3 separate regions of the Homo sapiens genome follow, and regions 2 and 3 are each linked to region 1. The links are chromatin loops, found by intact Hi-C in ENCODE. Cell type or tissue: sigmoid colon. All regions are shown on one strand. Each heading gives the region's core, and the rest is flanking DNA. Links, peaks and the distances in the headings are about the cores only.

What was found. Hi-C counts contacts between places; a loop is a spot of excess contacts. Peaks named below come from ENCODE experiments on the same cell type or tissue, not always from the same donor. Only the 100,000 strongest peaks of a DNase experiment are listed, where the experiment ranks them.
Region 2: a loop joins it to region 1, with 3 times the contacts of the local background. A loop is called at or near these places in 21 of 110 quality-filtered maps.
Region 3: a loop joins it to region 1, with 4 times the contacts of the local background. A loop is called at or near these places in 26 of 110 quality-filtered maps.

Annotation. Positions count from the first base shown.
Region 1 is chr3:87,085,204-87,096,552 of GRCh38, reverse strand. LINC00506 (long intergenic non-protein coding RNA 506) reads right to left here and starts at 7,273. Exons shown (of 3, transcript NR_104153.1): 1 at 6,946-7,273. RefSeq lists an enhancer at 7,253-7,302. In sigmoid colon, for the core only: no CTCF peak of the experiment used is centred there; DNase peaks (open chromatin) are centred at 6,802 and 7,282; H3K4me3 peaks cover 1,936 bases; H3K27ac peaks cover 669 bases.
Region 2 is chr3:87,162,223-87,173,571 of GRCh38, reverse strand. No RefSeq gene overlaps it. Among named protein-coding and RNA genes, the nearest start is that of MIR4795, 58 kb to the left of the region's middle. In sigmoid colon, for the core only: CTCF peaks have their summits at 5,312 and 5,511 (motif pointing right); no DNase peak of the experiment used is centred there; H3K4me3 peaks cover 680 bases.
Region 3 is chr3:86,963,343-86,974,691 of GRCh38, reverse strand. It overlaps VGLL3 (vestigial like family member 3), which reads left to right. Exons shown (of 4, transcript NM_016206.4): 3 at 5,569-6,102. Among named protein-coding and RNA genes, the nearest start is that of VGLL3, 22 kb to the left of the region's middle. In sigmoid colon, for the core only: a CTCF peak has its summit at 4,674 (motif pointing left); no DNase peak of the experiment used is centred there.

The DNA.
Region 1 (11,349 bases), core at 2,149-10,148:
AAAGAAAAGAATTTTTAACCCAGAATTTCATATCCAGCCAAACTAAGCTTCATAAGTGAAGGAGAAATAAAATCCTTTACAGACAAGCAAATGCTGAGAGATTTTGTCACCACCAGGCCTGCCCTACAAGAGCTCCTGAAGGAAGCACTAAACATGGAAAAGAACAACCAGTACCAGCCACTGCAAAAACATGCCAAATTGTAAAGACCATCGAGGCTAGGAAGAAACTGCATCAACTAATGAGCAAAATAACCAGCTAACATCATAATGACAGGATCAAATTCACACATAACAATATTCACCTTCAATGTAAATGGGCTAAATGCTCCAATTAAAAGACACAGACTGGCAAATTGGATAAAGAGTCAAGACCCATCGGTGTGCTGTATTCAGGAAACCCATCTCACGTGCAAAGACACACATAGGCTCAAAATAAAGGGATGGAGGAAGATCTACCAAGCAAATGGAAAACAAAAAAAGGCAGGGGCTGCAATCTTAGTCTCTGATAAAACAGACTTTAAACCAACAAAATCAAAAGAGACGAAGAAGGCCATTACATAATGGTAAAGGGATCAATTCAACAAGAAGAGCTAACTATCCTAAATACATATGCACACAATACAGGAGCACCCAGATTCATAAAGCAAGTCCTGAGAGACCTACAAAGAGACTTAGACTCCCACACAATAATAACGGGAGATTTTAACACCCCACTGTCAACATTAGACAGATCAATGAGACAGAAAGTTAACAAGGATATCCAGGAATTGAACTCAGCTCTGCACCAAGCAGACCTAATAGATATCTACAGAACTCTCCACCCGAAATCAGCAGAATACACATTCTTTTCAGCACCACACTACACCTATTCCAAAATTGACCACATAGTTGGAAGTAAAGCACTCCTCAGCAAATGTAAAAGAAGAGAAATTATAACAAACTGTCTCTCAGACCACAGTGCAATCAAACTAGAACTCAGGATTAAGAAACTCACTCAAAACCGCTCAACTACATGGAAACTGAACAACCTGCTCCTGAATGACTACTGGGTAATAACAAAATGAAGGCAGAAATAAAGATGTTCTTTGAAACCAATGAGAGCAAAGACACAACATACCAGAATCTCTGGGACACATTCAAAGCAGTGTGTAGAGGGAAATTTACAGCACTAAATGCCCACAAGAGGTAGCGGGAAAGATCTAAAATTGACACCCTAACATCACAATTAAAAGAACTAGACAAGCAAGAGCAAACACATTCAAAAGCTAGCAGAAGGCAAGAAATAACAAAGATCAGAGCAAAACTGAAGGAGATAGAGACACAAAGAACCTTCAAAAAATCAATGAATCCAAGAGCTGGTTTTCTTGAAAAGATCAACAAAATTGATAGACTGCTAGCAAGACTAATAAAGAAGAAAAAAGAGAAGAATCAAATAGATGCAATAAAAAATGATAAAGGGGATATCACCACCGATCCCACAGAAATACAAACTACCATCAGAGAATACTATAAACACCTCTATGCAAATAAACTAGAAAATCTAGAAGAAATGGATAAATTCCTCGACACATACACTTCCCAAGACTAAACCAGGAAGAAGTTGAATCTCTGAATAGACCAATAACAGGAGCTGAAATTGTGGCAATAATCAATAGCTTACCAACCAAAAAGAGTCCAGGACCAGATGGATTCACAGCCGAATTATACCAGAGATACAAGGAACAGCTGATACCTTTCCTTCTGAAACTATTCCAATCAACAGAAAAACAGGGAATCCTCTCTATCTCATTTTATGAGGCCAGCATCATCCTGATACCAAAGCCTGGCAGAGACACAACAAAAAAAGAGAATTTTAGACCAATATCGCTGATGAACATCGATGCAAAAATCTCAGTAAAATACTGGCAAACCGAATGCAGCAGCACCATCAAAAAGCTTATCCACCATGATCAAGTGGGCTTCATCCCTGGGATGCAAGGCTGGTTCAACATATGCAAATCATAAATGTAATCCAGCATATAAACAGAACCAACGATAAAAACCAAATGATTATCTCAATAGATGCCGAAAAGGCCTTTGACAAAATTCAACAGCCCTTCATGCTAAAAACTCTCAATAAATTAGGTATTGATGGGATGTATCTCAAAATAATAAGAGCTATCTATGACAAACCCACAGCCAATATCATTCTGAATGGGCAAAAACTGGAAGCATTCCCTTTGAAAACTAGCACAAGACAGGGATGCCCTCTCTCACCACGCCTGTTCAACATAGTGTTGGAAGTTCTGGCCAGGGCAATTAGGCAGGAGAAGGAAATAAAGGGTTTTCAATTAGGAAAAGAGGAAGTCAAATTGTCCCTGTTTGCAGATGACATGATTGTATATCTAGAAAACCCCATCGTCTCAGCCCAAAATTTCCTTAAGCTGATAAGCAACTTCAGCAAAGTCTAAGCATACAAAGTCAATGTGCAAAAATCACAAGCATTCTTATACACCAATAACAGACAAACAGAGAGCCAAATCATGAGTGATCTCCCATTCACAATTGCTTCAAAGAGAATAAAATACCTAGGAATCCAACTTACAAGGGATGTGAAGGACCTCTTCAAGGAGAACTACAAACCACTGCTCAATGAAATAAAAGAGGATACAAACAAATGGAAGAACATTCCATGCTCATGGGTAAGAAGAATCAATATCATGAAAATGGCCATACTGCCCAAGATAATTTATAGATTCAATGCCATCCCCATCGAGCTACCAATGACTTTCTTCACAGAATTGAAAAAAAATACTTTAAAGTTTATATGGAACCAAGAGAGAGCCGACATTGCCAAGTCAATCCTAAGCCAAAAGAACAAAGCTGGAGGTATCACGCTACCTGACTTCAAACTATACTACAAGGCTAGAGTAACCAAAACAGCATGGTACTGGTACCAAAACAGAGATATAGACCAATGGAACAGAACAGAGCCCTCAGAAGTAATGCCAGATATCTACAACTATCTGATCTTTGACAAACCTGACAAAAACAAGAAATGGGGAAAGGATTCCCTATTTAATAAATGGTGCTGGGAAAACTGGCTAGCCATATGTAGAAAGCTGAAACTGGATCTCTTCCTTACACCTTATACAAAAATGAATTCAAGATGGATTAAAGACTTAAATGTTAGACCTAAAACCATAAAAATCCTAGAAGAAAACCTAGGCAATACCATTCAGGACATAGGCATGGGCAAGGACTTCATGTCTAAAACACCAAAAGCAATGGCAGCAAAAGCCAAAATTGACAAATGGGATCTAATTAAACTAAAGACTTCTACACAGCAAAAGAAACTACCATCAGAGTGAACAGGCAACCTACAGAATGGGAGAAAATTTTTGCAGTCTACTCATCTGACAAAGGGCTAATATCCAGAATCTACAATGAACTCAAACAAATTTACAAGAAAAAAACAACCCCACCAACAAGTGGGCAAAGGATATGAACAGACATTTCTCAGGAGAAGACATTTATGCAGCTAAAAGACACATGAAAAAATGCTCATCATCACTGGCCATCAGAGAAATGCAAATCAAAACCACAGTGAGATACCATCTCACAGCAGTTAGAATGGTGATCATTTAAAAGTCAGGAAAGAACAGGTGCTGGAGAGGATGTGGAGAAATAGGAACACTTTTACACTGTTGGTGGGACTGTCAACTAGTTCAACCATTGTGGAAGTCGGTGTGGCGATTCCTCAGGGATCCAGAACTAGAAATACCATTTGCCCCAGGCATCCCATTACTGGGTATATACCCAAAGGATTGTAAATCATGCTGCTATAAAGACACATGCACACATATGTTTATTGTGGCACTATTCACAATAGCAAAGACTTGGAACCAACCCAAATGTCCAACAATGATAGACTGGATTAAGAAAATGTGGCACATATACACCATGGAATACTATGCAGCCATAAAAAATGATGAGATCATGTCGTTTGTAGGGATGTGGATGAAGCTGGGAACCATTATTCTCAACAAACTATTGCAAGGACAAAAAACCAAACACCACATGTTCTCACTCATAGGTGGGAATTGAACAATGAGAACACATGGACACAGGAAGGGGAACATCACACACCAGGGCCTGTTGTGGGGTGGGGGGAGCGGGGAGGGATATCATTAGGAGATATACCTAACGTTAAATGACGAGTTAATGGGTGCAGCACACCAACATGGCACATGTATACATATGTAACAAACCTGCACGTTGTACACATGTACCCTAAAACTTAAAGTATAATAATAAAAAAAAGATACTCTGTGAAAAATAAAATAAAAAAAAAGAAAAGAAAAGTTAGGTGGCAGCTTCTCAATTGGAAAATTAAACAGATTCTGAGATATCAGAATTTCCTCTGTCCTTTCCTAAAGATGAGAAAAATGTAATTGAAGCTGTAGCTTGATCTGGGAAATTATAGATGCTTCAAATAGTGTGGGAATGGAGTTCATTTTGTTTTCACTTTTTCCAACATAAGAAATTTACAGATCAACTCAACATTACTAGGGATTTATATAACATTCGTTATCTAAAGGATATATTGCAGTATAACTTCCATATATAAGCACCATCTTGCCTTGTATATATACAGGTTGAATTCATTAAGAAACATTATCAAGGCCGGGCATGGTGGCTCATGCCTATAATCCCAGCACTTTGGGAGGCCGAGGCGGGCGGATCACGAGGTCAGGAGTTTGAGACCAGCCTGACCAACACGGTGAAACACCATCTCTACTAAAAATACAAAAATTAGCTGGGCGTGGTGGCACGTGCCTGTAATCGCAGCTACTCAGGAGGCTGAGGCAGGAGAATCACTTGAATCCAGGAGGTGGAGGTTGCAGTGAGCTGAGATCGAGTCACTGTACTCCAGCCTGGGTGACAGAGCGAGATTCCATCTCAAAAAAAAAAAAAAAAAAGAAAGAAAGATATAAGAAGCATTATCAAGTCTGTAGCAAAAGCTAATTTCCAAAGTCATTCAGTGGTTGTTAGTACAGGCCAAGGGAAATTCTTTTCATACAGAAAAATATTTTGATCTCTTCCTTAAGCTCAAAAATTTCAAAAAAATTGAGTCCTAACCCATCAAACTGCCATGCAGTAGGACAAGCTCAGGGTATTCATCTTTCATTTCTAGTTGTCTGAACTGTTCACCAGAGTGAATGTAGTTCAGCAATGACAATGCTGGTTTAAATAACAAATGATAGATTAAAATGTTTTATGCAAAGTACTGCTGATGAATAATAAAATGAATAAATAAATAAACAACGTATATTTTCACAAGCTTTGTAAATTTTTTCAAATTAGACTTTTTCTGTTCCACATACTGTCTCAGATTCAATTGAAAGAGATCTTAGCAGATTGTACTTCAGGTTGTAATGAATTCATATTTTCTCAACTTCTTTAAAAATATTCTCATGTATAGTTGTTCCCAGCAGACTATTCATAGGAGATGATTCTTTAGTGACTTCAAACTCAACATTAACTCCTCAAGGAAATAACAGCATTGCTGCCAACTCATCTAAACATACTGGATATTTGCTTTGTTCTTTAGTTGTCTGTTGTTGCTACTGCCAATACCCTCAACTCTTCAAGCAACTGTTCATGTGGAAAAGATAATGGTCTTTACAGTATAAATGTGTAAAATCCATACATAGCTCTCTGGCAGTACAAAACCAGGTGGCAAGCTAGAGATATCTAGCCTATTGGCAGTAGTTAGCTGACACTTGCACTGGATGATAATGATTCTGAGAGATGTACATTTCTGTCAGAGTAGGCCCTCTGTAACATGACTGTTAATTAAAAGTATATATACAGATACATGCATATATTAAAAATATATGTAAAACATATACATAAAGTATATATACATATATACATATATTAAAGTGTGTATACACATATATATGTACACATATAAAAGTGTATATATTTATATATGACAGTATATGTTAATTTTGGTGGGATTTTGTTCTGTATTTGAGTTCCAGTAAACTTAGATATATCTAAAAATGTAAGCCATAAAACTTCTCTTCACGGGACAGGATTATGTGCTGGAGCTAGCTCACACCCTAACTAGCATCAATTGTTCAAATTCTAAAATTTTGAGTTAAAATTCAATTGCATACACTTGTTTGTAATACACTTGTTAGATGAATTTTACTGGAAAAGTAATGGAGACACAAAATTCATTTCTTCCTAATTAGTTGCTACATTTTGCTGTTATCTGTGTTCTTAGAGTTATTTATGTCTATTGTACCTTTTAGGTGGAAAAATATAAAAGAGTGTGCAATTGTGACTCTCTCCAAATCTGTATTCAACGACTACATATTGTAACTTAAAATCGCCTATGATGGGTAATTTAAACACAGAAGTCAGCAAATGCTACAAATCAGGATTTGGTTTATGGCTTTGTTGATTGTCTAGGCTAAGACATTTACGGAGTGAAATGCAATAATGAAGAAGAGATGTAAATACGTGTTGGGTCAGTAGCCATTGCTTTGTGAATAGCACATATACACTCACAAATAATTTTTGAAAACTATTATCCAAATGAGGATAAAAGTCACTCAAGTCAGAGTGAAGTTCTGTTGTCCATCTTCGTTTTTTAATTTCCTCTTTCTTGTTAATACGTATGTTAGAAAATATCAGGAGGCCTGTTGATCATGCCCTGTCCTACCAGTGGCCTCTGAGCTGCCTGCTTGGCACTGCTAAGCTGCCCCTGGATTGGTTACAATGTGGGCTTTTGTCTGGATTACAGGCGGAGGAAGAATGGGGAAGCAGCAAAGCAAGAGCCTTGCTGGAGTTGGCCACTCCTCTGTGCAACAGCCTAAATAGCGCAGCACCCAGGACGCACTAGGCCCTCCATAAATGTCAGCTTAACAGAAAGTGACAATTAATCCAAACCTGAGGCGAGTGAGAGGCGCAGCTGCAGGATCAGTGGGTCCTAGGGCTTCCTGAAACGCAGTCTTGAGGCTCCTGTAGGAAATTTTCTCCCTCTCCCCGCAGGCATGGCTTTTGTACGAGACGGAATGAATGTCAAGCTCAGGTTCAACTCGCGCTTTGGAACCCAGGAGGTATCCTCAGCGAGGCCTGATGGAGGACAGGAGGGGCTGGCCGAGGGTGGAGAGCGAAGGGATCGCCGGAGCGGAGCGAGGGTCTCATCCCCCCTGCAGGACCCTGGCAGACCCACACGTTCCCTCCTTTCGCACAAGTCGGTTGCTGCCCTCTACCCTTTGGCAGGGCATAAGAATGACTTCCGCCGCGGAGATCCAGCGCTTCCTTCCATTTTGCCTCCTGGCCCCTCCTGGAGACCGCAGCCGGTTTCTTGGCAGCTTCGCGCCCCAGAGCAGGAAGGGACCGGGACGCGGTCACATTTCAGCTTTGGTGGCTGCGCCCGCGCCCCCGTACTCCGGGCAGGAGATCTGGGCTGCGGGCGCCAGGCAGAGCTGGCATCTTCCGGGACCTGGATGGTTGTTGCGTAGGGGCTCCCAAGCTAAGCTGGTGTAGGAGCTCTCAAAACTCCCTTTCTGGCATCCCACGGAAAAACACATGAATCAGAAATTCCTCTGCCTGGTCCTTCTGTAGGGGCCGAATGGCTGGGAACTCCCAGGTACTCGCGTGGGGATCATAACCCAGAGACTGCGGGGCGACCCTCGGAGAGAAGCCCCCTGCAGCTGCACTTGGCTTCCTTTTGAGCCCTACTGCCTGTCAGGGACCCCGAAGACTGCGAGGCCAGGGGTACAGACCTGGGGTGTGCTGGCGTCCCCTTTCCATCCCAAAGTGCTATTTTATTTTCCTTTCGCTTCACTCTGGGTCTCAAGCCCTTTCAGTTTCTCAGCAGAGCAGGCCATTTCGTCTGTTCCCAAATATCTTTTAAAAGTTCATTTGTCTCGCAATCTCCCCACAATGCAGAATCTTGTACTTATCCTTTGGTACTATTAAAATAAGATAACATTCACCATTAAATTGGTCCAAAATATCTTTAATGTTAATATTTAGGTCGAGAAGCGTTGATGGCTCTTGCACAGTCTTGTGTACAAGGGAGGGAAAAGTAGTACAACTTCTCTGGAGAATAATTTGACAAAATATGTAAATAACTTTAAAAATACTTTTGAACTTGATCCATCTTTTTCTAGGATCTTTCAAAAAATTATATGAAGTCTTGATAACCTACAAAGATCTTCATCACATTATTATTTGTAAAAGAAAAAAATGAAAACAACTTTATCCACAACAAGAAACATTAGATAAGTTATGATATGTTCATCTTATAGACTATAAGTTGTCATTAAAAAGATTGACTGATGCTGTCAAAGTACAAGAAATAAAAAACATGTAAAAACAGAAACAAAAACAACCACAAAAACAAAAAAACAAGAAACAAACAACAACAAAACCTCTGCTTGTCAAAATATTCAAACCATTTAAAAACAAGCTGGTAAATGGTGAAATTATGTATGGCAAGAGTATCACAGATTTAAAAATAAAACATAAAAGGAAAAATAAAAAAAACACAGCCTCCAAGAAAAGTAAATTAGGTATTTGTACTTAGATTGTTAATATAGAAAGCCCTTTTATCAATGCTAATAACACTCCCAAATATTGTGTACATTATTAAAACCATTCTGGACGACAATTTGTCAAAGTAAGTTTATTCACAATACCTAGTTAGTCATTATTGTCTAGCAGGCACTAGGAAGGTTTCTCTATAGGAGCAGGGTAAGGGGAGAAGGGTTTTGCTATCAGCCCCGTAGGGAATTATATGAATGTAGGGTATTGACAAGTGGGTGGTTTAGCTCCCTCCTTCACATGACTTGATTTGATTAGTGGGAGTGAGCAGACATGAGAATATGTCAATTCAAGTTGAGGCTTTAAGAAGTGTGCTGTCTTCTGCTTGCTCTAGTGTGCTTAGGGTACCCCTCGTGAGAAGAAGATGATTCTGTAGCTATTGTTCAAAATTTTAGCCTGGGCCCTTGAATAAAAAACAAACCAGACTGATGACAGCAAACTTGAAACTCAGACCTAGCAAAGCCCAGAGGAACAAGTGCTGATCAACAGAACTGCAATTAAAAAGTAAATCTTTGTCATCGTAGCCCCTAAGTTTTGAAGGTCACTTGTTATGCATGGGTATTGCACAAAACCTACTTAATACGCATGCACAAGGTAGAACTGTCCTATCCAAATGCCCTGCGCCCCCTTCATCCCCTGCCCTAAAAACACTGGAAAAAGTGAATGAAGAAAAAAGCTACAGTCCCTGACTATGTGGAGATGTGGGATGGATATGTACATCCAACACATAATCGCATACATAGTTATATAATTACAAATTGTCATAAATGGTAGCCAAGAAATTTGGAAAAGCATAGGATGAAAAGAGGAACAGGAGGAATTAATTTCAATTGGGAAATTTAATTGAAATTAATTTCAATTGGAAAATGGGCAGAGTATAAGCAGAAAAGGATTTCAGTTAGAAAGAACAGAGTGAACAAAAGAGAAGAGCAGCGTGGGGCCTTGGAGCTTCTGGTAGGTGGTCAGGGTGCCCAGAGCACAGAGAGCTCTAGATGAGGTCTGGGGGAACAGCAGGGTCCAGCTCACACAGGGCCTTATAGGCCATAATGGGGATTTGGATCTTATGAGAAGCTCAATAAGAGACATAGATATGTATTTCTTTCAAACTAAAATTTATTCATGTAAACATATTAATCTGAAAACTAGAGCAAATTCAGCCCTTGGCATACACAAATGGACATTGAATTTTGAAAATATCCAAAAGTGAGACTGTTCCTATAAAACCATTACTACAGTGCACATTACAGGGGGCTTTTTAAACACCATCAACTGAAATACTATCTATACACTAGCTACAAAATAGAAGAAAAGGGAATAATTTACTCATGAAATTCACTTTTAAATAAATGAGATATATAAAATATTCTCAACAATTAACATTTTTGTCACCTTTCCATTTGCTTGTATAATAACAGTGAAACTAAACAAAAGGAAATTCTTCTTTTGGAAGAGAGGCAAAAAAACTTCTGTGTTTCTGAGCCATAGAAGAGTCTTGCTAAATATCAACCAAAAAATAGTATAATTACATGATCTAAAATTAAAATAAAATAGAAACAATTTACAATCAGATTCACATATAAATATTTATGCATTATAGATTTACATTTCTAATATAAATATAAAATATGTATACATTAATAAAGTACTATGCTAAGAATTATAACCTTTAAAATTTCTATTTGCACTATCATCTAATCCCTTAAACAGTGGTCCTTAATATTGCCAAGATAGAAAAACATTAAAATTGTTTTAGAAGATTAAAAAAAAAAACCATTTGCTGTAGACTCATTGAGTAGACTAGTTGAAGACTAGCCTCTCCATTTCATTTGGGAGAGTTAAATCAAAAGAAGGTCCCCAGCAAATGCCAGTACAAGGAGCATCATGATGTACTCTGTCTTTCCCTTGTGGAGCCGCTGGTGCATCTCCTTCTCCTAGGGTTCTAACACTGGGGCGGGGGAGGGGGGCGGCATCTTATCTTTAATAGCCACTAGACCCTCATTTTCTACACTATTGCACCTTCCTTGGGATCTAGAGAGCATTCCCTGGTGGGCTTCTCGGGCCTCTGCCAAATGTCCAATTTAGAACACCGGGGATATCAAGATACTTCTCAAAATGTTCATATTCAATTCTAACTCGAAAACTTCCTGTCTAAAGTTGCCATTTTTCCTTCCTGAACTCATCAGTTACTCTTCGTTATCAGTATTCTCAACCTGCTAGCATGAGCTTTTCTTTCATGGGAAACACGCTGACGATGATACTTGCCAGTGATCATTTACACTGTTTCTGAAAGATTTTGGCATGTCTAGCTCTTAACATGAAAGGCTGTTTTTATCAATTGGTTTGGTAAGATTCTTCTTTATTTTTTTGTGGTAAATTTACTCTAAATTGTGTATTTCATGAAAATCCATTTGTTTTTCTTGATGTAGTTGAAGAAGGACATGAAATATCTTCTGGAACTATTGCTTTTTACTTTCTGACCATGATTTCTTGGTTGCAGCAAATCTGCTCAGTTTAATACTTTTAATATAATATTTAGGTACATTGATTATTTTATCTTCTTCAGTTATTTTAATGTACATTTCATTTATTTCTTCTCTGTTAAAATAAGTGTGTTTTCTATGCTTGCTGTAACAAATTACCACAAACAGTGGCTTAAAACAATGTAAATTTATTATCTTGCGTTCTGGACATCAGCAGTCTGAAATCAGTTTCCCTGGGGTAAAATCAGTGTATCAACAG
Region 2 (11,349 bases), core at 2,059-10,058, 77 kb before region 1:
AATGAGAGTTTGCCAACCAGCTGGAGAGGGTGACCTATCTCCACTATGGGTCATTACTTCATGTACTGTGCTCCTATCCTGTACACATCACTCCTAGGTATGTGAAGCTTGATACACATTTTTCAGGCCAACCACTAGCCTGTATATAGAGAAGATAATTCAAAACCAGTAGGAAATACTACCAGATTAACAGTCTCCATCATCACAGACCTAGGCATCTCAATGACTAGACAGACATTTTTGCATGACTTCATTCACTAGTTAGTGCCAAAGAAAGACAACAGAAGGAAAGATCCCATGTAGACAGCTATGCCAAATGGATGTGGCGCCACTGCTGCCCAGGAGTGTCGTCCTGGTAAACAGTCCTACGAAGACAGCCAAAGGGTGGGAGAGCCTAAAATAAATACAGATAATATTTGTGGTTTGACTCCCACACAGTTATGCAGAAGACATTATGGATTGGCTTGCCATTTGTTCTGGTATTTTTAAAATTACTAAGACATAAATAAACATATGATCTAAATGCAGAAATAGGGGTCTCTGTCCACCATGTGCTAGAAAAATATCTCAGGGTCTCAGGACTAAAATAAACAGAATTTCTACCATATGTAGAATTGAAAAACTATTGAATTTTGCCCAATTCAGAATAAGGCAAAGCATGAGTAATTACTTTTTTCTCTCTTTTCATTATAGCTACAGGGCAAGAGTATGAAAGATGAGCAATTATACGATGCTCTTAATTGATACAAGAAGTCAACTCAGTTAACTCATGGAAAACCAGTTTCTATTCTTTCCCCCACACTTCTTTGTAGAAGAAATTTGTATATTGAAGATAATTACTTGAACTCTCATTTTCATTTCTATACTATAAAAAATCAATAGATTTTTAAAAATGTTTGGAGAAGACGCGTAAATAGAAAAAGGAGCAGTAAAGAAACAAATATCTCCATGTAGAAAGACTTTAAAATGTTTGTGTTGGTATTGTTTAAGTTACTGTAAAGAGTATCTTTTCAAAAGAAAAACTAAGAATAAAATGGAATAAACTGGGGGGTGAGCATAGGCGTCAATTAAGTATGGTTTCCTAACAGATTAACAATAAATATATCAATTAGTATTTAGGAGGGTTATTTTGCGCTAAAGGAATAAATGATTTTTTCATTAAAGTTCAAAGAATATATGTAACATCTCTAAAGCAAAATTACATTTCCCTACATAGTTTGTAAGTAATTGGAGTATGTATAGTATCTCCACTGTTATCCCCCTAATCCATCTTCCTAATTTAGTCCTCATGTTTAGATCTCTTCTGCCTTAAAGAAATACCGCTTTTTTTTTCTTTGGTGGTGACTAGTCTGAGCACGTTATCTTTCCTAGGGCCTGAAACAGCACAGAGAATGTTGGCATTAGATTAGATAGATAGATAATGTTATAGATTAGATAATTACCACAAAATAGTATAGTGAGAAAAGTTCAAGTTTTGCACCACACAGATAAGAGTTCAAATACAAACATCACACTGTGGCTTTCAGCATATCATTCCAATTCTCTGAATCCTAATTTTTTAATTTGTACAATGATGATAATAATTTGCAGCTTTGTTGAGATAATTTATAAAGTGTATGGTACATGATAGGCCCAAATAAACAGTAGCTGTTATTATGATATCAGAGTGAAGTATGCTGTAATTATTTGCTTTATGTGTGGCTGTGTGAAATTTTCTCACTATTCCTAATTTCTGTGTTTATACAAACAGGAAAAATATATTAATACCACATGAAATACAAAGCTGTTTGTAGAAATTCAATAGGAATACGGACAAATCAACAGGCGAATAGTCCTATTAATTAATACAATCATAAAAAGAAAAGAAGTTACATGTTAAAAGTAGAAAGAGTAAGAAATTAACTATGAAAGTCATGACTAAGAATTCATCTTAGGGATGGAGTAACCCAGTTTTTATACTATACAGTCTAAAACTTTCAGAAAATCATTTAGATTTTTCCCTTGTATTTCCTACTGGTCTAAGATTCCTTTTTTATTTTTCAACCCCCCAAAAAGTAGATATGAAGATGATGGTTATGTTATCAATGTGTGAGAGAGAACTTTTTAAGAAGTATAGCAAAATTTATGCTACTGAGGAGAGAAGATAAAGCCTTTTAAATTATTCATATTGATAGAAGTTTGACTACGCAAAAACTTTGCCAAAATAAATTTAGAGGCATTAAATCTAAGATTCTTTATTGCAATTTTAGAATTAAAATTCCACAAGAAAAATATCAGAAAATTTAGACTTCCTTTTGGAGATAAAGAAGTTCCTTTTGGTTTGCCATTCCTATTCATCCTTCTGTTTTTTGGTCACTTATATTGTGTTGGTATTACACTATTTTTGTGTTTTGAAAGTATTATTTCACAAATGAACACATTGAAAGTGTCACTTGATAACTATATTATTTCACTATGCATTCAAATAACAGTGAGAAATATTATGACAATATGTGAGGTGTTTCTAGAGTTGCAGAGATAAATTGATCAAAACAAAGAGATCTCTGCATCTGCCCAGCATGAAAACACCTTTTAATTTAAGCTGAACCGATCTTCTAAGCATACCTGAGACAATTTGTTCTACTCAGATCTCAGTCATGCTCTCATACCAATTAAAATGATGAATGACATAAGTTTTACAATTGTGAAAAAATATATATATTGTAAAACAATATATGTCTATGGTATGTTTTTATTACAGTAAAAAAGCCTTTAAAATACTTAGTGCAATACGACATGGCTTTTTTCCATAATTGTTTGGAACTTGTGTTTGTGTTATTCTTCTCTGTTGGCACACTACAGTATTTATATCAACTTGACTTAACCTGTGGGCAATGTATCAGCAGGCGTAGGCTTTCACGCAGTGAGTGCAACCTTTAATGGGGAGTTATTATCAACATTCTTATTAGTAATATTTATATAGTGTAATAAATATGCTTATTTCTAAACTGGTGTCAGCAAAGCAAGTCCTTGCCCTGATGATCTAGCTTTAGGGTGCTGTTATTCCTTAGAAATCACATTTGTATACATGATTTGGACCAAGCCATGCAAATACTTCTCTATTTATCCTTCTGATTTAAGTATCCAGCAGCCAGTTATTTGAGGTGCACACAAAGTAACTTGAATGGAACCCACTACTTCTAAATACCCTAACTCACTAAGAATGAAGCCCAATTCTGATTGTTTATGAATTATCCTGGTTAGCTTACTACATGGAGATGAACTATGTTTTATTGTTCAAGCCAGGACAATGTTGATAGTGCAAGGGGCCCTCATTAACAACCTGGAAGAAAAACCATAAATCAGACTGTCTCATGCAAATCAGGCACCTTTTTTGTCAGCTTTGTTATCTTTGCAGCAACTTTATTAATAAATGCTTCTTCACCTCTCCTACTAGTCATCCATGTGAATTCAAATTAGGAAGCTTCAGCTCCACCATTTACTGGTTGTACAACATTGAGAGCTCAAGTCTTCTAAGATCTCTTCACTCATCTTCAAAATTGACATGATAGACTGGAATTGATGGCTCATGCCTATAATCCCAGCACTTTGGTAGGCCAAGGTGGAAGGATTGCTTGAGGCCAGGAGTTCAAGACCAGCCTGGGCAACATAGTGAGATTTCGTCTCTGCTAAAATAATAATAGCAAAATGAACATAATAATGTGGATGTTGTCGTATGCAAAGGGCTTATCACAGTACCTGAGATACAGTGAGTACTCAACTGATAGTGATTACGATTATGACCATTTCCCTGGAGGATGCCCAAATTGGAGGTATTGATGCTGTCATTGAGCAATGTAGTTTATGAAAGTTGTATACCATGGCACTTGCCTGAAAGATAGGAGGTAAAATCTGGATGGTATTACTTTAGAAAGCACTCATTTCTTTGTGTAACATTAACAAAAGAATAGATGTGTAAAAAATTTTTTATCAAATACAGATATTCCTAGAGAATTCCTATGGCTTTTCCCCACACTTTCAAGACACATGTGTTTTCTAATATCTTAGGAGGCTGGCCCTTAATAACACAGCAAGATAAGGTAAGCACTCACTAAGCATCTTTCCAAAATAATAGTTTATGATGAAAAATATGAATCTAATATTTACAATTCATACAGTGACATGGAAAGTTTATTTAACTGGCCCTAGTTTCTGTCTATAAAATGTGGCTTATTAGAATGCCTCGCATGATTCAATATAACAATGCATGCACTTATCATAGCATCTAGAATATAATAAGTAATCAGCAAATATTAGCTATTCTTTATTATCTGTTCTATGTTTCATCTCACGGGATTACTTCTCTGTTTAACAAAATGATGCTTACTATATTTCAACATTTCTTTAATTGAAGACACATCATTATGCTATATGCCACTAAAGTAAAATAAAAACCACTATTACTAAATAAATTATCTGACACTATAGATTATAGTACACATCACACTTTCAAAAATGTTACATATAAATTTAAAATGTGCATTTTTGAATCAATGAATGTAATAGACAATTATGCCAAACAATCTGTTTCAATGCATTGATGAAATCAAACTAGAACATCTTCTTAAGCATAAGTGAATATATATATATATATATATATATGTGTGCTTATATTAAGTGCATCTGAAGATCTTTTAAAAATGCAGATTAGGAATCTGAAAAATCAATTTCTAAATTAGATTCCGACTTTGGGGTTGACTATGATGTTCTGCTTAAAAATGCAGATTAAGAATCTGAAAAAAAAACCTATTTCTAAATTAGATTCTGACTTTAGAATTGACTCTGATGTTCTGCATTCTTAACAAGCAGCCAGGTGCTGCTGATACAGTTTGCTGGGGTCTACACCTTGAGTAACAAGGAACAATTCTGGCCTCCTGGCTAATGGTCATTTTCTGAAGATAATGCTCTCATTAGAATGATGGAAAGGGTGTTTTCAAACTGCTTGTGCCTTATAGGTAGAATATCTACTACATATGTTCTTATCCTCCATCCCTTTCTTCCACTTATCTCTTTCTCTGCCTCCCTGTCTCGGTCCCTGTGTGCCTCCCTGTCCCTTTGTCTGTCTCTCTTGCTCTCTCGCACCCACGCCTGCATCCACACACACACACCCCACACAGCATATGCATACAAATACACACACATGAAAACATAATGACCCACAGATACTTCAGTTCTGAGCTACATTGTTTTTGCAGATCCCTTCGTGTCAAGATGTGAACATCCTCCCTTTCTTAAACAGAAAACACTAGGAAAGAACAATGCACTGGGCAGAAAGTTTATTTTAACAGTAGCCTTTTGTTTGATATTTAGTTGATATTCTAACAGAATCTGGTTTATCCAGAGATAGCTAAACTGGGGTTACTACAACTCCTTTGCACGCTTTCAAAGGTTTTGCCTGCTTTCAAAGGTTTTGCCTAACAGCAAGGCAATCAGTTGACCAGAGCTGACGATGTTTTATTTGACCAACAGATGGCAGTAGCAGTCTCTTTTTTTCCGTGTAGAAATCAGAAAATTGAAACTAACCTATTCATAAGGTTTTTCGAAAAGCACTCATCAACGTTTTCTGGGTTCTTTGAATTCTTAGCTGATTTCAAAATGTTATCTCATTCTTTGAGCACTGGACCACTTAATCACTCTTATAAAATGTAACCATATTTTCAGGAGACATGTTACCTACTAGATCCCTATTTGTCTAATTCAAATGGAAAACTAGGAGACCGAGACTGTCTCATTTCGCATATGCATAATTTTTTACTTTATGCATCGGGATATTCTGACTACACTAAAAATACATTTCTTTAAAGCAAAAAGGATAACTTACATTTCTGAAAATTACATACATTTGCAAATGAGCCAGAGTAAATCATTTCACCAATCTCCATCAAGATCAAATTTTCAGATCTAATCAGCTGTAAACTTCAAGGATATCTAATGTGTTTCCCTCTATAGTGTGTCTGAGAATATGTGTTATTTTTATTAGTAAATTTTGATTTGATGTATCTTTACTGAAGCATTCTCATACTCATTTCACCACATCTTTTATGTAAAATTTGGCAGGACTATATTTGAATATCTTTTTGTGGAGTTTCACATAAGAGATATAGAAAATATTTTTTAATCCTCACTGTTCTATAAAATGGGGCATGTGTAAATACAAATGTTTGTAACTGTAGAATGCTGTATATATACATATAGATAGGGTGTTTTAAGTTAAAAATAGCAAATTTTTAAAATTATAGAGGGTTGAAATAAATTATACATATATACAGAATTCCAGAATTACATACATATAAAACAGTTTTCTATTTAACATTTAACTACCACATTTAAGAGCATCATAATTTGCCTGCTAGCCTCAAATTTAAACTCAGAATATCATTAATACATTTAGATTCATTTTCATTCTCTCCTTTAAGCAAACCAGTAAATATTTATAATTTACCTGTCTTGATACCTTCTCTCCTTGATACCCTCCCTAACTCCTGGCTAGGGCTTTGTGTTATGCAGTTTTTGTTTTCTACATTTTCCATGACTTTATGCACTTGTCTGTTTTGGGGCTCAGTCTTGCTTTTAGATACTTAATTCAGAAATGAAAATAACACAGAAACTCTTATATTTATTCTCCATGGATATCTAAGTATAGATTAACAGAAAGACTGAATGTTTTCTTCTGAAATTGTGAATAAGATAAGGCTGTTCATTTTCACCTCTCTCTCAACTTAGTACTGGAACATCTAATCATGGCAATAAAGCAAGAAAAAGGAATAAAAAATACACAGATTAGAACAGAAGAAATAAAATTGTCTTTATTTACAGATGCCATGTTTGTCTACATTGAAAATTCCAAAGGAACTATAAAAAATGCTCCTAGAACTAACAAGTGAGTTCCACAAAGTTGCAGAATAAAAAGTCAACACACATTTCTCTGTTCTACAATTACTATGAGGAAGCTAAAATTAAAATACAGTGTCATTTATAATTACTCCAAGGAAAGTAAAAAAAAATTTTTTATGGTAACAAATCAAAGAGACATACTATGTTCATGGATTGGACAGCTCAACATAATAAAGATGTCTATTATTCCCAAATAGATTTATACATTTAATAGAATTCCTGTAACAATCTCAGCAGTTTTGTATACATTTAGACAAATTCTTTGTAAAATTTACATGGAAAAGGCACAGGGTCTAGATTAGCTAAAATCATCTTTAAAAAGAAGAATAAAGTGGGAGAAATTAATCTACCTAATACATAAGGCTTATTGCCAGACTGTGTGGTACTAACAGAAGGATAGACACATAGATACATAAAAAGAATAGAGAACACTGAAAAAGACAGACAAAAATATGCCAAACTGACTTGCACCAAAGGTGCAAAAGAATCCAATGAAGTAAGGATAGACTTCTCAACAAATTATACTGGAGAAATTGGACATCCATAGGCAAGGAAATGAATCTCAACCTAAAAATCACACCTTTTACCAAAAATGAAATCAAAATTAGCCATGGGCCTAAATGTAAAATTGAAAAGTATAAAACACTAGAAAAAAAATAGATGAAAATTACTGGGATCTATAGCTAGGCAGAGTCATCTTAGATTTAATACCCAAACATAAACTGTAAAAAAAGATTGGTACATTGAACCTCATCAAAATTTAAAACATTTTCTCTACGAAAGACACTTTAAAAGGATGAAAAGAGAAGCACCAGACTGAAAAAAAAAAAAACAAACTGGTATGTGAAACACAAGAACTTTCAAAATTCAGCAGTAAAAGCAATCCAATTAGAAAAAGCCAAAATCAATAAACAGACATTTCACTGAACAGGATATATAATTCTATGATTATCCCAGAATTAAAAGTTTAATTTTAAAAAGTTACAGGAAAAAAAGGAATTTAGCTAGGGAAGGTCAATTTTTTTCTAAATAAAAAATATCACAGAAACAACAACAAGAAAACTGATTAATGATACAATAGGCATAATATTAAAACCTTGGTTATAATAATAAAAATAATAACTTTCATGATCTTCATGATTTTTAAATGTATTCACATAAAAGAACTCATTCTAATTTTTACAGCAACCCTAAAAGTTATATGGATTTTTCCTATTGAAACAGAACATTGGAAAGGTTAAGGTCAAGAATCTTGTCATGAAGTCAGCAAGTAAAAGAGCTGAGATTAAATCTCAAAAAATTTTGGTCCATATGTTCTTCCTAGAATAAAATGAAGGTATTTCCACTTTAAATTTAGTTGCTTTTGATCAAGAGGGAAGATACTAATATTAAATTGAAACCTAAGAAATAATTGCTAAATAAGTTAGGTGCAAGCATCCTTCTCCAAAAAGTATATCTGTATTAAGTTATTTTTACAAAAACATCAGACATCTATTATCTATTATTGTACGGATGCTGTGGCCAAGTCAAAAAATAAGTATAAAATAATTTGCAGTCTATATAAAATAATTTAAGGAGGAAAAATAGATCGTTTCACACAAAATATCTTTTTACTATCCTATTATTATTTGTAAAAATCCTACCATTCTATGTATACTTTTGATTATAACACTGAAGTCTTCTCCAAAAAATAATGTCGTCATAAATGTTACTTGTGTCTCATACGTTTATCTCTTGGGAAGGGTAATGTGATATACCAGTAGTGTTAGTTAGTATTCTCAGAAGAATTTATTTTTTTCTATAAAAGAGTAGGGTATTAAAAAAATAAGTCATAGAATTGGTAAGTTTGATTTGGGGAAGGAGCCAGAACATTTCCATAAAGCAAACTAAGTTTAGGAAGATTGGCAGAAGCAGAATGGACCAATGTGAAGACTTAAGATCTGCGGCTTTCAAAATACTGTCCTCAACTCCAAAAATCGAAGTCTTTATTTGATTCATGTAGGCCAGTAAAGAGTAACTCCATAGAATTTCATTTGTTTGTATCCTAAGGGCAACATACTTACTGTTAAGGACAATTAAGGGAGATATGTTGAATTGAGGAGGATAATTACCAGTCTTCGAAATAGGATTACCAAACTACTTTACAAAGCTCCTGCTACAAATACTTATCGATCTTCGGAACTACCATTTTCTGGAAGCACAGTTTGTTTTATTAGTCATCTTGACCTTTAGCTGGCTAGGGTCTTTAATTTTTTACAAAATGTGTTTGTGTGTGTCTGTGAATGTGTTAGGTTATAGTGAGCTTAGCTTTCTCCTTATCAGTTTAGGCTTATTGTGGATTATCTTTTGATTAACAATACATGGTGAGAATTGCATATTTTTGACTTTATAGTAATTGAAATTTAAGACATATACATTGTGGTTAGAATATATATACATAAAATATACATAATAGTGCCAAGGTAAATAGATACATCATCTCTTCCACTTCTACCTCTATGAATTTTTGCCACTTAAAATGTACCATGAAGATAATTAAAATAAAATTCTTGAGTGTTTAAAAAATTTTTATAGAACACTGTTTTCATAAAATAAATGCATGTGGTATGGTTTGGCTGTGTCCCCACCCAAATCTCATCTTGAATTGTAGCTCCCACAATCCCCACATGTTGCGGGAGGGACCCAGTGGGAAGTAATTGAATCATGAGGGTGGGTCTTTCCCGTGCTTTTCTTATGACAGTGAATAAGCCTCACGAGATCTGATGGTTTTATAAGAGGGAGTTTCACTGCAGATGTTCTCTCTTTCCTGCCACCATGTAAGACGTCCCTTGCTCTTCCACCGTGATTGTGAGGCTTACCCAGCTATGTGGAAGAGTGAGTACATTAAACCTCTTTTTCTTTATAAATTACCCAGTTTCAGGTTTGTCTTTATCAACAGCATGAAAACGGACTAATATAGCAGCACGTAAACGGAGTTGAAATTTTCCCTTGTAAATTAAATAATGATTAAGTAAAAATAAGCAAAAAAAAAACAACAACCACTGAAATGAGTTGTTAGGAACGAACTTATTACAATTTCTTTCATCTCTCTTCTTTATACTGGAAAATGAGAACATGTAGAGTAGGCAGGTCTCAGAGTCTTTTACTGTCCTTCATTGGACAGTGGTCAAAACTTTTGAGACTTCTCTTGTCCCAGGAAGCCAGGAGGCAACAAAATGATACAGACCCGCAGAGAAAAAGGAAGCTTTCAAAGGGAAAAGGGTGAGCACAGCACAGAAGTCTACATAAGACAAACATGAATGACCTTCTGGTTTGATACGGGGTTGACTGATCACTTATTTCTAAACTTTCATATTATATTGTAATTTCCATTTGACTTTTACTTAATACCATGCAGAACATTAAAAATTGAGATTGCCTTGTGGATATAGGAAAAGGAGATTTATAGTCCAGGTTAGGGAAGTTAAAATGGATTTTGATAGAGTATGAGGATGCTATAAAATACATTTAGGATTGAATATTATACAATGACATTAGAAAAGCAAACCTGTGTACATGTATGTAGATAGCCCTAAAGCTTTATATGCATATATATGTAGATCGAAAGAAGGAATTATGTTAAATATTTAATTCCTGTTTTCAAAATATATAGCAAGTTCTATTTTATGCATAAGAAAACTGAGGCAAGGACCTCTATTAATATAGATGTTATTTATCGACATTATCAATTCTAGAACAGTGTCACTCAGGGCCACTAAGCACCTCTAGCTCTCAAGCACATTTGTCATATAATTTGACTTTTAACTCCCACAGGTAGTGAGTTCTTATGGATATGGATTGAGAAAAGTATAAAACAATACTTTGTCACACAAATTTCCATTTGTCAAAGATGGAAATAGCTCTGTGTGTTGTAAAATTTGCTTTGCCTTGGAAACTAGTTCAACAATGCTTTCACGTTAGCACTCTTTTTATATCTGCTGAATGGAAATATAGGGCTTAATAACTTGAGCAAGATTCAAACACGGTTTTTAAAAGAAGTGGTGCTTATGGCATGTAAGAGTTTCTTGCTACTAATGAACTTGAATCAGAAAGTTCTGCCATACCAAAAATTTTCAAGCATAGTGCATTTTATCAAAGATATGAGAATTTAACTATGTCAAATTAATATCTATCCTGGTAATTGAAAAAAATTAAATGAGAGTAATTAAAAGAAAAGCAACACAGAAAAATGACTAGGCTGAGGTAAAATTAAATCTTCCTTGCCATTTTCTTCTTTTTTTTTTTTTCATTTTGGGGCAGAGAAAGTGCTGAAGAAAAGAGAAACTATAACTTCTTATTCATTGACGGGTAATAGGTATTTTTATTCTAATTGTACATTAAATCCAATTACTCTGGAAATAAGAGGATTGTCATTTA
Region 3 (11,349 bases), core at 1,415-9,414, 120 kb after region 1:
ATCGTGTTTGACTAAGAATATATTTACACGGTAAATCTTTAGACAAAGAATAGTGTGTCAGCTAATAATGAAAGAATGGTTATACTTTGAATGTATATCTCCTTCATGAAGCTAGGTAAGTTTTTTTAGGTGTTTTTCAGCTGTAAGGCAAACAATGATAGGAAGTATATGTATTTTACTTGGCACAATGTCTTATCAGTTACCTCTAATCCTGCTATATATTCTAACAGGGTTGAAAGAATTTCATTTCTTTCCATTAAGAAAACCTAACTAGCTGGGCGTGGTGGCTCATGCCTGTAATCTCAGCACTTTGGGAGGCCGCGGCCGGGCAGTTCACCTGAGGTCAGGAGTTCGAGACCAGCCTAGGCAACATTGTGAAACCCCATCTCTACTAAAAACACAAAAAATTAGCCAGGCAAGGTGACAGCCACCTGTAATCTCAGCTACTTAGGAGACTGAGACAGGAGAATCGCTTGAACCCGGGAGGTGGAGGTTGCAGTGAGTCGAGATTATGCCATTGTACTCCAGCCTGTGTGACAGAGTGAGACTCTATCTAAAAAAAAAAAAAAATAACAAACCTAATGAATATGATTGGTCCCTTATCTCCATACAAATATATGTTTCTTGATACCCTTCTCCTAGAGTTATTATAAAGATTTTAAAAATAATCTATATGATTAATTTAGCACAGCGCTAAACATTGGTTTCAAATATGCCTATGCACTGATCTTTACAGAAATGAGTCTGTGTGTATCTGTAGAAAAGGGCAGGAGCTATGTCAAGCCATAGCAGAGTAAATCACTGACTTAAAACCATACAGAATGCTAATCTTACTGATATTGCAGTTGCAAAGAAAATCATCTGTTGGCTCATTGATGTACATAGGGTCTGCTTGGGCAATTCATTCTCATGGGAAAAAGCTCTCAAAATAAATACGAAACCTAAATAGTCAAATGGAGAAAGGAAAAGGAGGGCCTGTCTGATGAGCTGGCTGATACTGGAAATGAACAGAATGTCCATAGGACCAAGACATGGGGAAAAAAGTGAGGCGTGACTAATCTCACCCTGCTGCCTCCAAGGAGTATCGGCCTCTGACATCATCCCTTGAAACTCTCATTGTAGAGTCACAAGGCCCATTTTGAGCAACTCTAGAAGAAAGTAACTAGAAGGCAATCTTTGGACATAATGGTAATGCATAATTACTGAATGACAGAAAACACTGGAACACATGTCATTTCACTTCTGACCCAGCCATTTATTTTTATGGGAAGAACAACAAGAGAATGGCAATGAAATTACAGCAAGAACACTTTAGCTTAAGAATTGAGTAGAATTTTGTTTTTTAACTGATATTAATAAAAAATGTAAAAATGTTACCTTTTAGCATTTAATAATCATATTTTAATCAATATTGATTCTAATGTGTTTTCTGGAAATTTTTAAGATGACTTAGAGTTTCTATAACACTTCATTGTCCCATTTTCCTTTTAATTTAGTTTTTGTTATTTTCAAAATTAATAAGCTGTATCATTCTTTAAATTTTGAATCTTATCTTTCTTAAATTTTTTACTCGGAGATTTTAAAAAATTTTTTTGGAGGTAATGTGTGTGTGTGTGTGTTTTTTTTAAGAGACATTTACAATCAGTGTAAAAAGTATCCCACTATTGTGAAATTGAAAGAAATACCTGGTATACCATGTTGCAGTCTAAATCAGATAGTGAGATTACTGGGTTTGCTTTTAGTGGATTTTATTAGACAATGTATCAATATTATCATTTTCTTTTTTGTCTAGAAATAAACTCGTGTGTATGTATGTGTGAGTAATATTTTTAACCCCAAATGAAAATTGAACCAAAATTACAGTTGGGCATTTTGTATGTGTTAGACTGTCAGTGTCAACATCATCCAAATATTGGTTAACATCACCTGTATACCAGGTAATATTGAATCCAAACTCACCATATAGTGTTAATAGCATAAAGTATTGTATTTTCTTCACTCACCTGAAATGTAATATTGCATAGAAATAGCCCATGCAGTTTTTCATATGTCTTCTTCATCCAACAAATGTGGCTGTGATTAAGTACTCATAAGCAAAGAATCATGTAATGAAAAAAATTTACATACATATGAAATAAGCACACTGGTTCTCAGGCATGAAACAAAGCATATCATCTCTTCCTTTGCATCAAGACTTTTTTTTCTTAAACAAGCAAGACACCGAATAGTGATTTTGAAGTATAAACTTCTTCATAAACATATTTTCAACTCAATATTGTTTCAATTGTAAATGTAACAGGTTTTTTTTAAAGGGCTGCATAGATCTTTGCAAACTTTATATTCATCTCAAGAGACATATTGACTGGGAAAATATTAAGTTCCTTTTAATTTTATTTTTCCCTGGAGCATTTTAAAACTTTGTTCAATCTTTATGGAGTGCATTTTCAAAAATAGATTTCTACTTTCAGTAATAATGTCTTCACTAATCATGGTACAGTACTTCATAAATAGACCAATAATATTTTTGATAAATAATTGATTCATTATTCCCATTTGCGCATGCATATTCAAACTGCATAAGCATCTATAAAATAAGATTGGCTCCATGTACATATAAATGAGACTAAAAGCATACAGAGAAATGGTATATACTCTCCGTACTTTTGACATCTTAATGGTGGATTTTAATAAGGGGAATTCTATATCTCTGGCACGTACTTGTGGTTGGGGCTCAACGGTTTTCATAATAGGATTCTAGCCCCTCGGGAGATGGAAGTTAGGAGCAGAATGAAGGCTTTGGTCCCAAAGATGGGAGTTGTGAGAGCAAAGTGGCAGATGTGTGGTAGCAAGGATGAACTATGTAGAATAAGGAGCCTCTCTAAACTCTCTGTATGGGTTTTAAGCTTTAAACATTGATGGCTTTCATTGTGGGTATGACAGAAATATTTTACAAATGACCATCACCTAAGGCAAATTGAATTTTCTTCTTACAACTTACACGACTTTCCTTCTTGTCATTAATAGTATTTTTCATATGTTGCAAAGAGACGATTGTTAATTCAAGAAAACATAGTTACCTCAATGTCAGTAAGGCTGATTATAGGTGGTATTTTTGGATAGATTGTGATTTTAACAAAGTCATTCAATTAAAAGTTTCCTGAGGTTGTTTGAAGACTTAAAGTGTGCAGTTCCATTCTTTGCCTTTTGAAGAACACCATTTCCTAGATTTCCCCAAGTGTTTTGAGATCGATGGAGATGTTGTGAGAGAGGGAATTGACTGTGAATAGCTGTGTGACCACAGGATGAATGGGATGAATGGTCATGATCATAGCTCTGGTGCCCAGCTGAAGGGGAGAGAATAGAAGAGCTTGCAGTGCTGCTGCCACAGCCTTTAGGGGAGAGGAAATGTTCACACACCACAGTAATGCCGAATTATGTTAACCAAATGATATATGTGGTGGTTGACTGAAGTTTTTTAAGCTTTCCCTGAGGCAAGAAAACTATGGCCTGATATTTATAGAGAGAACATAGATAATGTCAGAGTTTTGAATATTCTTATTTTAAAATACTTCTTAAGATATCCTCCATTCATACCCTTCATTCAATGGAAAGATCTAGCAAGGTTCTTTTATGTGGAACTCAGTATAAAAATACTCTCTTAAACTCACATGACTAACATCTTTAGAAAATGTCTTCTTCTGTAAATAAAAATAATCCATAGGGCACTTCACAGACTGTTAGCAGTATTAAGCCGTAGATAATTTGAATTAATGAGTTCAAATACTTCATTTTCTTAGTGAAAGAAAGTAAACCATGGAAAGATCAATGGGTCCATATTGGGTGATAAAATGAGATAGGGTAAGACCTAGGATCAGAGCTGGGCTCCTTGGTCTCCCAGCCCAGTGCTTGTTTAGTTATACAACACTGTAGGCAACAGGCTACAGGTGGAGGCACTGATCTTTCCACAAACGGATTTGACTGTGTCACTTACTAGATTAAAACCCTTCAAAGCCCATTGAGACCCTGCCACCTCAGAATAGAATTTACATTCAGTACCATGGCCAGCAAGTCTACACCCATCTTGGTCCTCATTTCAATAGTCTCAATTTTTCTGTTGCCACCTTCTGCCTATGGAACTCTTTTTGTCTTTCAAATGCTGCTGCTGTCATATGTGTGTGTGTGTGTGTGTGTGTGTGTGTGTGTGTGTGCGTGTGTGTAATATATGGCCTTTTCTTATGTGCTGATCCATTTGCCTAAAGCTTACTTCCCAGGGCTAGCCCCCACTCAGTCTGTCAGCTTCCACTTATCACTCTCTAAGCTGGGTCGGGGCTCTCTGTGCTTCCTGTTGGGAGAATACCTACCGTGTCACCTTGCACATGTCTGTTTTTACTTATCTATCCTTCTGCAGATTGTGACTAAAAATGATGTCCATTTGGTCATCCCTGACGCCTATGTTTGATACATAGTAGGTCGTGTATAAATGTGTTATTACGATTGAGTAGGAAATTGAACTGATGAAGAGTTAGGGGATCGTTTTCTTTCTTATTCGTCTCTAAGTGCTATTCTTTGATATTTCCCTCTCCCCAAAATACTTCCTCAAACCCATGACTTCTACTTGAATTTCCTCCACTCATCATTTCCATAGGATCTTCACCAAATTCGAGATGTTGAGGTTCACAGTTACAATTGCGCCCTCTTGTGGCACTTTATGAAGAGGCCCAGCCATTGGCCATTTAGGCCACCTGGCTTCAAAGCCTAGTCCCATTCTTGCCATCTTAAGCCTTAGGCTTCTTCTCTACTGGGATTTTCTCATCATGGGAATAATAACAATAACTACCCCATAGGCCTGGAATGAAACTCCTATGAGATTATCCATGAAAAGCCCCTGGAAAAATGTTGGGCATTTGATACTGTCATTAAATATTGACCATTTTTATTCTCGGTCTAGAGACTCCCAGATCTCCACAGAAAATAAATAAATAAATAAATAAATAAATAAATAAATAAATAAATAAAATGAGGTTGGAATACACTCTTCTTAATGGAAAATGAGTGTTAGTGAGTATAAGTAATTGTAATCTTACTTCCATTGTTACCTTCGGCATTAAAATGTTTCATTTAAATGAAAATTGTATTTGCATTTAGAAGTTGGTAAAAATGATCATGTCCAACTTATACAAACCTCATTTATGGCATAAGATTTCTTTACCAGTGAAGTGGGTAGATATGACCTCCTCTTAGGCCTAATGGCTGCAAGGTACTCAGAAGGAAATGAAATTTTTCAATCCCCAAATTGCAAACCTTAGCACAGACTGTGACGGCATAAGCCAAGCAAAGCAAATGGAGGGAGGCTCATTTAACACTTTGGATCTTGCACATGGACCCATTGGCTTGCGAGCCCAGAGGCCAACCTGGTATCAATTCACCCCTGTTTGGGGAGAATAAGAGTGCATGCTAATTTGACTGCTTGTAAAATATTATTGGACAATTAGAGTGGACAATTAGAGGCAAGTCTATCCCAAAACTGAGTCTTATGTTAATAATGTTTTTTATTTTCTGTCTTCTCAGACAGCTCAGCTCTCTCAAGCCAGCGGAATAGTTTCCCAACTTCCTTTTGGACCAGCTCTTACCAGCCCCCACCTGCACCTTGTTTGGGGGGAGTTCATCCTGACTTCCAGGTCACTGGACCCCCTGGCACCTTTTCTGCAGCTGATCCCAGTCCTTGGCCGGGACACAACCTGCATCAGACTGGCCCAGCCCCTCCCCCTGCTGTGTCTGAGTCCTGGCCTTATCCTTTGACATCTCAGGTGAGCCCATCCTACAGCCATATGCATGACGTGTACATGCGGCACCACCACCCTCATGCCCACATGCACCACCGCCACCGCCACCATCATCACCATCACCACCCTCCTGCTGGCTCTGCCCTGGATCCATCCTATGGGCCTCTGCTGATGCCTTCAGTGCATGCGGCCAGGATTCCTGCTCCCCAGTGTGACATCACAAAGACAGAACCAACTACAGTCACCTCTGCTACCTCAGCATGGGCTGGAGCCTTTCATGGAACAGTAGACATAGTGCCCAGCGTGGGATTCGATACAGGTAAGCTGCTGGATTTCTTTCTTCCTATAACAAGATAAAGTTAATTTAAGAAAGGGTGGAAATTTGTTTTGAAATTATTTTTTCTTATCTGTAAAGTTAAACTTTACCAACATGTTTATGGAACCTAGCCATTTTGCAATAATTTCTGCATTCCTGCAGAAACTGGTATGACTAGCTCATGAAATCCAGCCTGAGAAAGGTCTCAGAGCTTTTCTCTCATATCTTAGGTTAGTAGTCTGTTCCTTTGAAATGGAATCTCTGGTACCTTCTGTTTAAAAAGAAATGAGCCCATTATTTAAATCTCCCATGTCTCTGAGCATTATACCATGTGTCAGGCCTAACAGAATTCAGAAATGGTGCACTTCAGTAATTTTTCTTTCCTTTCTTTTTTTGTTAGGCCTTATGTATGACTTATAAAAACTGGTTTCTGAAATATAGTCTATAGTGTAGCCTTTTGAACAAGAATTAGGGAACATATTTTAAAAGAATGATTTTTTTCTTCATTTTCTTCCTCCTCTCCCCTCCTCTGCCCTCCGTTCCCTGACTTTATCCTCCTTTGCCTTTCCTTCTTTTCTCTTATTCCTCCTCCTTTGTTCCTCTCCTCTCTCCCTGTCTCTGATTTAAATAATACAAGACTTAAAAGACTACTATAAAATTTATATTCAACAGATTTAGAAACTAATAGTAAGGAAATGATTTCTTCACAGAGCATTCATCTCCTGTCTGGAATTCAATAGTTCTGAAGGTTCTGTGTCAAATGTCTGAGCTTGATTTTTGGACCAGACTGGTCATATTAATAGTATTCATAGTTCTGAGCTCATGAAATCATAGGCATCAGAGCCCAAAACGACAAATTGATCATTGTATCCCTGGAGTCCAAAGTAGTGGGTCCCAGGTTCTTTTGCTAGAACATTTTGTGGCACATTGGAACTCTCTTTCCAAAAGCTTAAAGAAATTCTTTCCTTCCTTAGCTTTTCTGTAGTGTGGAGAACCCTTAATCATGTGCTGGTTCACAACAAATAATTCCCCAGAGTCATAAATGCTCAGCTTTATTTTACCTCTCCCGTGACATGAGTGGAACGTTCTTATTTTGGTTAACTTTTCTCCACTGAGCTTTCCATTGTTGATCATTGCCCCATCTAACACATTTCAGCTTCCTATTGAGACTGGGTTCAAGCTGCTTTTCTAAACAAAGTATCAGGGGACTTGGTAATCCCTCTGCAGATGCGTGTGTGATGGCACAGCAGGCACAGGCTTCCCTTCTTTCTTTGCCACATACTAACAAAATAAAGACAACTTGGGAGTCATTTGATGCCTGAGGCCAGATCTTATTAGAGTTCCCAATTTGGCAGCTGCCTTCATGGACAGCAGGTCTCAGGAGGCTCTTCTCTGTTTTATGTGGTACTTATGTGGCAACAGCAACAATGCTCTTAGCAGGCAAAGGGCGTGTTCTTCCCTCTATGAATTCTACCAATAAGGGGGGAAATGGATGTGATTATTGCTCTTTCATTTTGAGAGCCTACTTTTGTACTTGTTCACTTTGGTGTGAGCTTGATTCACTCACTTGTTACAGAATTTCAGCTTGAAATAATCTCATCAAGATGAAAAGCCATTCTCACACCTTTTGGAAATAGACAAGAGGGTTTTTGTTCCCTGGAAATTCTTGAGAGGACCCAGTTGGATATCATTTATAATAACTCTTCATACTTACAGAGCTATGAATGAGCATTTATTACTCACAATATAAGGCATTACCTGGGGTACTATATATATATATATATATATATATATATATATATATATATATATATATATACACACACACACTATTACTTTAAGTTCTTAAACTAAATCTGAGATAGACCTTGTTAGTTTCATTTATGAATAAGAAACCTGAGGCTCAGAAAACTACTTGCTTAAATTACATTGTTATGTGTCCAAGCTGAAGTTTGAACTAAGACGTGTCCCTCTCTGAGAGATTGCTGGGATAACATCTCCTTGTATAAGTAAATCAGATAAAATTAGGTGAATTCAACTATTAAAATGGTTAATAGTGAAAGATGAAGGTTTTCCTATTGCATGTGTGGCATGCTGCCCTTTGTCAGCATGGGTTTAGGACAGTAATCAAGATTCGTTTCATAAATTTTGACCCAATTGAGAAAACAAAGGAATCATGAAAATAAAGATAAAATTATTAGCATAATCATTGATCAGGCAGAATTGGAGATTCTAGGTTAGACTTAATGCCACAGTTAGACCTCCTACTGCCTTCAGCTAAATTTAGATTCTGGAACATGCAGTTCTGGGGAAAATCTAGAGTTCAGAGAAGATTCCCGTAGACACCTTCCTTGTTATACAGCTTAGAGCTCCGTTACTGTGAAGAGACTGATGATTGCTCAGATTTGTCTCTGAAAAACGTAATCCAAGGCCTAAGCCTTGTGTGTGTCCCTACAAAAGGCACAAGCAGGAGGACAATGCACCATCATGCATCGAGGCTGGCCCGAAAAAGAGACAGTGGGAGGGGCTGAGCCATATGTGGTCATTTTATTCTGCTAAACTCAGATATAATGACAAATATTACATCTCTCTATCTTTGGGAGGAGTTAGAGAGGGGTGTTGTACGTCAATTTTTCTAGGAAACAGACTCTGAGACTCAGATTTGCTTGTAGACAATTTATGGGGTAATGTTCTCAGGGCAACATCTTTGGAGAATGAGAGATTTGGGCAGAAGTCTCACTGATGAAGTCAATAGAGGCCTGGATTCTACAAGGAGCTCTGGAGTGAGATGGTTCTTCATAACTGTTCTGCCTGGGGTCAAGGGGGTTGGGCTTTTACATTCCTGAATTGACCAGTTAGAAGTTGTGATCTGCCTCTGGTAAGGGGACATGATATTGGGCCAGGTGGGTTTGTTCAGCTGAAGGCAATTCCCAAAGAGAGAAGCAACTGAGAGTCAGGAATTGCCGGCAACAAGAGAATAAATGCCTCGGTCCTAAAGGGAGAGGGATCTGGTTGCACACCACACTGTCCTCTAAAGAGGGACAGCAAAGGGGTAGTAGCTACTGTACCACTTTTCCAACTCCTTTTAAATGAACAGAAGTTTCTGCATAGTAGGACCAAGCTAGGAAGGGGTAGCAGAGCAGTTGAGAACAGTGAAAGTTGGGTCCCTCTGTGTAACCTGTGCCACATTGGCCTGAACATACAGCCAGAAACGGTGACTCAGCTGAAAACTCAGCATCGATATTGGGTGACTACTGAGCAGCCAAGAGAAGAACCTTCATACAGTCATAAAACTTCTCAAAGTCCAGGTGACCGGGACCATTAAAATATAGGTCATTTTCACATCCATTAGAAGATAAATACATTAAACCAACTATTTTGAGAAGAAGTTGGTAAAAACATGAAATTTGCTTTCTTTCCTTTTTTTTTTTTTCTTTTGATGGAGTCTGGCTCTGTTGCCCAGGCTGGAGTGCAGTGGCGCAATTTCAGCTCACCGCAACCTTCACTTCCTGGGTTCAAGTGATTCTCCTGCCTCAGCCTCCCGAGTAGCTGGGACTACAGGTGCATGCCACTATGCCCGGCTAATTTTGTATTTTTAGTAGAGATGGGGTTTCACTATGTTGGCCAGGCTGGTCTCGAACTCCTGACCTCATCATCTGCCCACCTTGGCCTCCCAAAGTGCTGGGATTACAGGCGTGAGCCACTTGCGCCGGCCTAAAAACATGAAATTTTCATTAGTAGAGAAATGATGTCTTAGTGCTTTCAAGCTGTTATAATAAAATACCATACACTGTGTAGCTTATAAACAACAGAAATTTACTGTCATAGTTTTGAAGGCTGGGAAATCCAAGATCAAGGTTCTAAAAGATTTGATGTCTGGTAAGGGCCTGTTTTCTAGATGCCCATCTTTTCATTGTAACTTCATGTGGTGAAACGGGCAAAGTAATCTTCAGGATCTCTTTTATAAGGGCACTAATGCCATTCATGAGGCCTCCACCCTCATAACCTAATTACCTTCTAAGGCTCGCTTTCTTATACCATCACCTTGGGGGTTAGGATTTCAACATCTGAATTTATTTGGAGGGGAGTCATAAACATTCAATTCATTGCAAATAATTTAATAATTTTAGGTTCATTTTTTCACTGTATCTACTTGAAGAAATTAAGAAAACCTTGAAATCTAGAAGGTTGAACGTCATATAATGTGTAGTGACAAACGAAAGTTTTATAATATCATGTATGGCATAATCCAGGGGTTAGCAAAATTTTTCTGTAAAGAAACAGATAAAAATATTTTATGCTTTGCCATGCCATACAGGTCTCTGTTACCACTACCTAATTCTACTCTGCTCATGTGGTACAGAAACAGCTATAGACAAAACTTATATGAAGATAGTTGTGTTCCAATAAAACTTTATTGGTTGGTGCTGAAATTTGAGTTTTATATATTTCTCACGTGTCATCAAATGCTACTCTGCTTTTTTTCTTCTTTTCTTCCAACCACTGAAAAATTCACTCCTGCATTCTTAATTCATGGGTATACATAAACAGGTGATGCTGAATTTGGCCTGTGGGTAGTTGCTGACCCTCAGTATCATCCCTGTGTATAATTTTTATCTTCTACACACATTCATGCAGGTGGGTGCATGCACTCCCTCAATGAAAATTATCTTGAAGTGTATATCCCAACTTTTAATTGTAGTTACTCCTGGAGAGTTAGTGGACGGCATGAGCTTTGAAGCCAGACTGCCTGATTTTGTCAGCCCAGCTCTGCCACTTACAAAAGAAGCAGACTTTGGACCAATGACTTTACCCTCCTGCTACTTCAACTTCTTTATCTGTAAACAATGCCTAATAGGATTGTTTTGAGATTAAATTAGTTCATGCAGTAAAGCATTTACAAATATACCAGGCATATAACATGTACTCTGTAAATTCTAGCTATGTAAGAGAAGATGGACAGACTTACACTTTATTTAACTTCTAAAAATTTATTATTTAGATATATTTCACAATAGCATATGCTTCACCAGTTTAATAAGTATAACTGATTGGTCTTATAATATATTCACAATATTGTGCAACCTTCTAATTAGAGAACATTCCATCACTGTAACAAGAACTCCTATTCCTCTTAGGAATAACTCCCAATTTTCCCTATCCGCTATGCCTGGCAAATATTAGTCTACTTTCTACTTCTGTGGATTTTCTTATTTTGGAAATTTCATACAAATGGAATTATATGATATG